2 separate regions of the Homo sapiens genome follow, and region 1 is linked to region 2. Evidence: chromatin contacts called from ENCODE Hi-C or POLR2A ChIA-PET data. All regions are on one chromosome and are shown on one strand. Each heading gives the region's core, a stretch centred on a gene start or an enhancer-like site at or near the end of the contact. The rest is flanking DNA. Distances are from core to core; before and after follow the strand shown. Region 1 holds the start of PPDPF (pancreatic progenitor cell differentiation and proliferation factor). Region 2 holds the start of SS18L1 (SS18L1 subunit of BAF chromatin remodeling complex).

Region 1 (4,351 bases), core at 303-2,802, 1.4 Mb before region 2:
GCCCCAGCAACAGCCTCACAGCGTGAGGAGGCCCAGAAAGGCCTGGGAGCAGGGCCAGCCCCCACAAGGCAGTGAGGTCGGGAGGGATTCAGCCATTTCTCACACTCAAATGGAACCTCGGGCCACACAGCTCAGGCACACACCATCGGGGCTACTGGCTGCTTGGAGTTTATTTTCCGCTTGGTGCCAGGTGCACAGTTCCAGGTGTCAGGAAAGCTAGCGAGTGCTGGGGCCGGGCGGTAGAGAGCGGGGCTCTCACTGGTTTTTGGTGTCTGCTGTGTTGATGCGAAGGTCTGCTTGCTGCAGCCGCCTAGTTTACAGGGTGGGGGGTGGGAGGTGGGGAGGGGGGCGAGGGATGCGGAGTGGGGAGAGGGGCGGGGAGGGGCTCTGGTGGACTAGCGCCTCCGCAGGCCTGGGGCTGGTGGTAACCGCTCAGGTCAGGACGGGGGCCCAGCGCTGGCTGTGCTGGACTGACCGCCGGGCTGCTTCCTCGGGGCGTCCCGAGCCAGGCCACAGGCGGTCATGCTGCTGGAGGCCTGGGGAGGTTCCGAGTGCTCTGCGGACTCCAACACCGTGGCCATGAACGGGAGGGTGGACTTCCCGAAAAAGAAGCTGGCCCACCAATGACCCGGGTCAGCCTTGGGGAGACCTGAGAGAAGCGAAGTGGGGTCTTGATGCTGCCAGCTCCTGGAGGAGCGGGGGGAGAAAGGGGCGATCCTGCACTCACCTGGGGGGTGGGGAATGGCTTCCCCGGGGCACTCGGTACTGCTGCAGGAGCTGTTGCTGGAAGTGGAACCCAGGCGGCCTGGAGAGGAGAGGTCCCGTCAGCAACGCGGGGCGCGGAGCCCCCCAGCCCACCGGCCTTCAGGCCGAGCGCTGGTTCCGCAGCCTGCACGGGGCCGGCACTGGCGCCAGCAGAGCATCCGCGTGGATGGGGGGCAGGGGCTACTCACGCCGGTAGTAGTCGTGGGTGGCCACGAGCGAGCCGCTGGAGGGGATGGCCGCCATGCTTTAGCTTGCTGGCTGGTGGGATCTGCGCATGGGGGTGGAGGAGCCCCTCGGGTCAGCGGCCTTCCGTCATGAAGGGCGCTCCCCAGCGGGTGGAGCCGCCGCGCTGGGTTATTTACCGAGGCGGGGCTCCCCAGCTCCCGGCACCGCCTTCGCCGCGCGGGGCGCGGGCGGCTCCAACCAGCCCAAACCGGCCGAGCGGGTGGAACAAAGGCGCTTTGTGCGCGGGGCCCCGGCCCAGACGTCGGGAACCTGGTGGGCGCCGTCCCAACCCGCCCGACCCGAGAGGAGCCCGCCGGGGACCCCGAGCCCAGCGCTCGCCAGGCGGAGAGGAGAGGAGCCCCCGGCCCAGCCCCGCCCCTCGCCCCCCGCCCCTCGGGCCTGCTCGTCCCACCCGCGCGCGGCGCCCCTCACCTGGGCGGCGACCCCTCGCGGGCCTCGGCGCACGATCACGGGTGGCGGGGACGGGGGCGCTAGGCCACGGAGCCCATTTGCAGAGAAGACCGCGGGAAGCCGCGCCACGACAGAGAGGCGCGCGCGGGGTGCGCACGCGCGGACGCGCCCACTTATATGCGCGGGGGCCGCGGCGCGTCACGGAGGGCGGGGCGCACAGGCTCCTCCCCGGGCCCCACCCGGCCCCGCCCCTTTCCTGGCCCCGGCGAGGCCGCGCCCCCAGCTTCCACCTCGGTGCGACTCTCGCCGTCTGGCTTGGGCTGAGCCCAGCCCTGCGGCGTTCGTCTTGGGGCGGCCCGGCCGGTCCTGGGTCTGCAGGGGTTAAAAGGCCCCGCGCCCGGGTCCGGGAGCCCAGCCCCCGCCCCTCTCCCGGGCCCAGGCCCCCGTCTCGGACGCGTCTCGGAGCCCCGCCTGGTCCAGCCCGCCCGTCCTCTTCAGCCCTTGTGGAGGCGACGGGGGCGCCGGGCGGGCCAAAAAGTGCTACGTGCGCGGAGCCCTCCGGCCCGGCCTCCAGGGACTTCGCAGCCAGAGGAACCTGGATCTCTCCCGAGTCCCCCTCACAGCTCTGGCAGCTCCGGAACCTGCACCCCGGTTGCCCAGCCCCAGGACGCGCCTGCTGCCCGCAGGGGGCGGTGAAAGGGTGGGCGGATGGCGGGGCAGTGGGAGGCGGGGCCCAGTCGGAGAGCGGGGCGGATTTGGGCGGGTGAGGTGAGTCTCCAGTCGCCGGAGGCAGAGGCTGGGCCCCACTGCTCGGAGACCCCATGTTTGGGGAGCCCAGAGCGTTCCCGGCAGGGCCCTGGGGCCCGGGGGACGGCCCGCCATGCCAATCAGGAGGGGGCGCGTTTTCCCTTCCCAGGCAGAAAGGCGTCCTCCCTCTCCTCCTCCCCCCAGCGCAGAATCCTCCCCACACCTCCCTCGGCCCCGCAGGGGAAATCGGCCTGCCCCTACGGAAATCCCGTTTCTTTATACACCCGGTCCTGGCTGGGCGGTGTCTTCCCCGTGGAAGAGAGGGTCCGGGAGGTCCGTGGGGCGGAACAGTCCGAGGGCTTCGGGAGTCAGCCCGGGTGGATTTGTTTCGTGGCTCTCGTTGCTGGCTGGGACGGCCGTGTGCCCGTGTTGTTCCGGAGATCGAGGCCAACGGATGCCGTACTCTGTCCTCGCCGGGTGCTCAGTGAGGACCCACAGCTGGGCAGGGACCCTGGGAGGCCCCTGAGCAAGACTTGGAGGGACGCCCTTGTGCCCCCTGAGCACGTGGGGAAGGCGCTGTCCTGGGCCCTGCACCGCTCTGTGTGTTCATTGCACGAGTGTGGTAAGCACCTACTATGTGCACATGGCCGAGCCAAGCGCAGGGAACGGTAAACCAAGGGAGAACGGCCTTCCCGTGGGGAGCAGTGCAGAGGCTGGCGGGGGCGGGTGGTGGGGAGAGCTCAGGTTTCAGCTGAGGTCTAAGGACGGAGGGCAGGGAACCGCCTGAGCCCCACCTGGGAGGGGGAGCTCGGTGCCGGAGAGCAGTGCCAGGACCTGCGATGGGAGAGGTGTGCAGCCCCGAGGGGTCACTGATGAGGCAGACGGGTCAGTTGGGTTGACACTCAGAGGGTCCTCAGGGGCAGACGCTGAGACGGGGTTTGGGGTTTGGGGTGCAGAGTGAGTACTGGTGATCAGCACCTGGGAAGGGGTGGGGAGGGTGCAGGGCCGGGCAGGGACTGTAGGGGCGGCCTGCGTTGGGCTTGGCTGGCACAGCCTTTGTGGCTTGCTTGGACCCATATGCAGCCGCCCAGGGACGGGAGACCCTGGTGAGGTGTCTGTGGTCCAGGCCCACCCTGAAGGAGCCGTGGGGCCGACTGCCGACCACGCCTGACAGCACGGCCTTCCAGGTCACCCGCTTCCCTCTAGGCTGGCCTGACCCAGCTCACCTCATTCTCAACCTCACCAGTCAACACCGGTCAACATCAGTCACAGAGCGTCTGAAAGGAGGAATTTTCATTTTCCTTTAAAGTGAAAAGGTAAAAACTGCATTTACTAAACCAGGCCGGTGGGGGCTCTGTGAGCCCCTCTGCACAGGAAGCCTCAGAGACGCTGCATGGTGTTCCCGGGGCATCCTGGCCAAGGTGGGAGAACGCAGCCTCCGTGAGGACCCGCGGGATGCCCTCGGGGGCCGCCTCCTGGTTCTCGTCTCCTCTGAAGTGCAGACGACGCTGGCCCACATCCTTGTCGGGCAGAGGGGCTGCCGACTGGCCCCTGGCCATGGCTCTTGCTGGGAGCCGTGTGGCCTGGGCTTGGACCCACATCCACCTCTTGCTGGCTGCCTGCTCTTGCCAGTGGCTGAGCCTGGCTTCTCCCATGACAGTGGCCGCAGACAGAGGGGACCCGTGCCACCAGGCAAGGTGAGCTCAGGGAACGCTAGCTCTCCTCTCCCTTGGCTCTGAGGGGTTCGGCGGTGCCCTTGGTGTGTCTGGGGGCTTTTGGGAAGTCCCAGGTCTGGGCTCTGGGTCAGGAAGCAGGAGCGAGGAGAGACACTGCACCCGAGCCTCCCCGGCTGTAGGAAATGGGGGCAGAAAAGCTAAGCGGACGGAAGATGCATTGTGCGCAAGCTATAGCAGGCCGGTTCAGGCCCGGTTGCTGCTAGGATGTGATCATTGGCAGGGATGAGATTGACGGGGACGGTCAGCTGGAGAGGACAGGGCACAGCTGGACGAGGGCGGGGACGGCCACAGGCTTCCCACAGGGCGGGAGGGAAAGGCTTCCAGTCCCACTTGTAAGGGCTGCCTGCCACCCTGTAGCCACTGTCTCCTCCCTTGTGGACGGGACGATGGTGGCACCTTGTTATGGTTGGGTTAACATACATATGTTAAGAATGCGTTAACCCCAGCGTGTGGGGAGGACTAGATGG
Region 2 (3,973 bases), core at 1,474-3,973:
CTGGTCTCCAGAACTGTGAGGGAATAGATTTCTGTTGTTTGAAGCCACCTGGGTTGTGGGAATGTGTCAAGGAAGTCACAGGACACGAACGCATCTGCTTATCTCAAAACGCTTCCACTGATGGGACCAGCGTCACAGATGATCCAGCACGTGCTCAGCACTAACTGTGCTCAGACACTATGAGAGGCTGGGGATCAGCAAAGAATAATCAGTCACATGCCAAACTCAGGAGCTCAAGCAAGTGCTACAAGGGCCACATGACTGCCGACGGAGCATGAGACGCGGAACACGTGAGTGAGGCTTTGAAGGTTGAGTAGAAGTTGGCCTGGAAGATCTCCACCCACACAGAATGCTGTAAGGACAAGGTGTAGACCTCTTTCTCCTTCACTACCAAGCAGAATGCTGTAAGGACAAGTTGTAGACCTCCTTCTCCTTCACTACCACGCAGAATGCTGTAAGGACAAGTTGTAGACCTCTTTCTCCTTCGCTACCACGCAGAATGCTGTAAGGACAAGTTGTAGACTTCCTTCTCCTTCACTACCACGCAGGCTTCAGAGGGGTCCCTGGCTTCTCTTAAAGCTCTCGGCATGACACTACCAGCACACACTGTGGACACAGCACACGTCTGAGGCATAGAACATACACCTCTCACACCTTTCTCAGCCTTCTCACACCTCCCAGTAAAAGATCCCTGGGTACATATATTCACCGTCAAAACACCAAGCCCAATACGCAGACTGCTGGCCCTACCAAGCCAAGTCAGCAGCCTAAACTGAAGGCCTATTTCCAATGGTCAGCAGGCTGAGTTTCTGCCCAGGGACCCACGGTCCACAGGTGCATTTCTTCCTTTCTGATCTGATGTTCGGGGCAGCACCTCAATACACACTTTTACCTGGAGAATTTGGGGAGCTTCAATGGAACTGTGTGCGAAGTGCAAATAATGGGATAAACGTTGCAGCCAAAGGTAGCTTCAGGAACAATGACTGTTAAGCTCCAAAAAACCAGAGTGCCAGGAGATGCTCTGGGTTCCAACATTTGCCTCTGAGCCTAGAGCTTGACCTCCGCCTGGCCAAATGTTCCCAGATCAAGGGGCACCAACAGAGCAGACCCTGGAGCCACCGTATGGGATCGACACCTGGCTGTGCCACTTACCAGCAAGGCATTTAGCCCCCCTAGGCCTCAGTGTCCACTTACCAGCAAGGCACGGCCTCCCTAGGCCGCAGCCTCTTTAGCTATTAAACGGGATGCCAGTAGCTTCTATGAAGAATTGGATGAATCAAGATTTATAAAACCCCTAGAACAGTGTCTGGGATACGGTAAGCGCCACATAAGTGTTTACTAAGTAAATTAAAATGCCACACTTGTAAATCTGTATTTCTGCTATTCTCAATCTCTCCTGTTCAGAGTTGGCCAAGGTTCTCATTTGTTAAGACCATCAAATTTCTAAAACTAGCAACAGCAAAGGTAGTCTCAAAATAGGCGATAGATTTAGGACAACTTCCACAGGAGACTGGCACGTCATCAAGGAATAACAGCCTCAGTCAAGGTCAAGGTGAACCCCCTTAGGGAGACAAGCGGCTCCTGGGAACCTAGGAATACCACTGTTTATCCCTGCAATCCCACCAGGGTGAAGACGGAGTCAGAGTTTAGGAAAAAAAACCAATGTCATTCCAACAGATGTTGTGACAACTGAAACGGGTATGGCTAATGCTGATTTTCTTCCGAATCTGTCTTCTACAGAAAAAACAGCAGAAAATACAAAGTCTCAATTTCAAAACTTAGGGCTTTGGATAACGGTGTCCCAAACCCACATAAACGCTGTCTCTTGAAAACCACAAGGCCGAACTTACGGAGCTAGAAGAAAGGTTGTGGAGCAAATCCGTCAAGTTTGTTAGGCGAGGCGGCTGGCGAGGGTGTCACGCTGAAACCCGGCGTAGCCGCGAGGATACGGAGGGGGCGGTGCGCTCCCTACGGGGCCGGGCTGCGTAACGATGCCCCGCAAATGGGGATCGGGACGCGTCCTTCCGTGCCTCCATCGTTCGCGCCTCGCTCCAGGAGCAAGAGGGGCAGCCCCGGCCACAGTCCCCGCGGTCGCAAGTGCGCCCGGAGGCCGACCCGGGCCCCTCACCACTAACCAAAATGAGCGCAGAAAACGAGTACCGCCCGCCGTCGCCACCGAAGCTGGCTGCGGAGCGCGACAAGCCCTCGCCGCGGCTCCGGCCCCGAGGGGTCCCCGTGCGCCCGGCATAGCCCAGGACAGTTCCCAGCGCGCGCCGCGGACTCGGGGGACAGCGCGCTCGGGGGCCGGCAGCCTCCAGCGTCCGCCCGGCCCCCACCGCCCAGTGCCCCGGCCCGAGGGACCCGCGCGCCCCAACAAAGTTGGCGCAGGCTCTCCGGGGACCGCCCCCCACACGGCCGGGTGCCCGCCGGCGCGCAGGCGTGGGACGCGGGGAAGGGCACGGGGCCGCCGTCGGGGCTCGCGGCCGCCCGGCTGCGCCCCGGCTTTGTTCGCGCCCCGCGCCCGCCAGCTGCCCGCGCCCCGTCCCCGCGCGCGCCCGCCCGCAGACCCGCCGCCCAGCGCCGCCGCTCCGGCCCGGCCCACCTTCTGGATGGTTTGCTGCGTAACCTCCCCTTTGCCTCTTGGCCGGGCAGACGCGAAGGCCACGGACATGGTGGCGGCGCGGGGCTCAGCCCGTGGTCATCGAGGTGGATACTCCGGCTGCGCTGGGCGGCCCGAGGCGCTCATTATCCGCAGTCGCGGAGGGGGGGAAGGGGGCGGGAGCGCGGGGGGCGCCGCGTCGTGGGCTCGTCCGCCCCGTCGCCGTCGCCGCGCCTCCGGGCCCGCGGCGCCGCCGCTCCGCCCTGCAGAACGGTCTGCGGCCCAGTGCCGAACGGTGGCCCCCGGCGACCCCCTCGCACCCAGCGCCCGGCCCTCGCCGGAGCACCGCCTCCCACCCCCGGCCACCGGTGGTTCGGCCTGACCCCGCCCCGGCGCGCGCCATCACGTCCGCCCGACGCCGCCTGACGCTGCCCGTCGCCGCCTGACGCCGCCCGTCGCCGGCAGCGCAGGACACGGCGCCGAGGGTGGGGCGCGGGCGTAGTGGCGCCGGGAGTCGCGGGTGCGCGCGGGCCGTGAGTGTGCGCTTTTGAGAGTCGCGGCGGAAGGAGCCCGGCCGCCGCCCGCCGGCATGAGCTACGACCGCGCCATCACCGTCTTCTCGCCCGACGGCCACCTCTTCCAAGTGGAGTACGCGCAGGAGGCCGTCAAGAAGGGCTCGACCGCGGTGAGGCGGCGGGGCCTGCGCGGGGCCGGGGACGCGGGCGGAAGTGGGGCTGGGGAGCCCAGAGAGGGCCGGGGCCGGGCGCGGCGCTGTGGGCGCCCGCGGGCGTGCGCGGGGCAGCGGCGCGGGCGGTCAGGGCTGTAGCTGAGCGCGGGCCCCGCTGCCGGTCTCCACGAGTGCCTGCAGAGGCGGCGTTTGGCGTGAGCCGCGAGCGCTCGTTCTCCCCACTCAGCGCCTCGCTTGGGGCCCGGCCTCGCGTGGGGCCCCGGGCACGGGGGCCGTGACGACGCCATCTTGAGCACCCCTGGCCCCGGCCGGGCGCGTGGGTCGCGCCGCCGCCCCGGCGAGCAGAGGCCGGGCGAGGGCCGCTCTGGGCCGCGGAGCGCGGGGGGTAGGCCGTGCGCTCGCTGGGGGGCTGTTCACGCAGCCGGGTGGCTGGGGAGCGAACTACTCAAACCCCCCTTATGGGGACCCCCACCCGCTCCGGGGCAACACTTATTCTCTAGGCCCAGGTGGGCTTCGAGAACAAAGCGGCTCGCTGGCCTGGCCGGTGGCGGGCGCCTCCCAGGTCTCCGCACTCTGCCGGGAGGAGCCTTCCCGGGGCCGGGCTGCAGCCGCCCGGGTCAGGACTGGTTTGGACGCGGCCGTTTCGTTTTGACGAGGGCTCGTGTACATTGACCTTAGTGACATTG

Evidence for each region. Hi-C counts contacts between places; a loop is a spot of excess contacts on that map. ChIA-PET counts read pairs that join two places held with the same protein, here RNA polymerase II (POLR2A). Pooled maps may share reads with other maps.
Region 1: a loop to region 2 is called in a pooled map, with 8 times the contacts of the local background. The contact joins the promoter of PPDPF here to the promoter of SS18L1 in region 2. A Hi-C loop is called at or near these places in 1 of 50 pooled maps. POLR2A ChIA-PET finds 5 or more read pairs at or near these places in 2 of 52 experiments (MCF 10A and naive thymus-derived CD4-positive, alpha-beta T cell).

Annotation. Positions count from the first base shown.
Region 1 is chr20:63,517,966-63,522,316 of GRCh38, reverse strand. It overlaps PPDPF (pancreatic progenitor cell differentiation and proliferation factor), which reads right to left and starts at 1,552. Exons shown (of 4, transcript NM_024299.4): 1 at 1,423-1,552; 2 at 954-1,033; 3 at 728-805; 4 at 111-649. The coding sequence starts at 1,008. The coding sequence ends at 438. It overlaps LOC102723814 (a long non-coding RNA gene), which reads left to right and starts at 1,644. Exons shown (of 2, transcript XR_430332.4): 1 at 1,644-3,845. RefSeq lists silencers at 1,100-1,299, 1,410-1,959, 2,020-2,269 and enhancers at 1,542-2,418, 2,419-3,295, 3,296-4,173.
Region 2 is chr20:62,142,519-62,146,491 of GRCh38, reverse strand. SS18L1 (SS18L1 subunit of BAF chromatin remodeling complex) reads right to left here and starts at 2,723. Exons shown (of 11, transcript NM_198935.3): 1 at 2,603-2,723. The coding sequence starts at 2,671. It overlaps PSMA7 (proteasome 20S subunit alpha 7), which reads left to right and starts at 3,098. Exons shown (of 7, transcript NM_002792.4): 1 at 3,098-3,284. The coding sequence starts at 3,189. RefSeq lists silencers at 2,247-2,296, 2,327-2,386, 2,507-3,216, 3,257-3,896.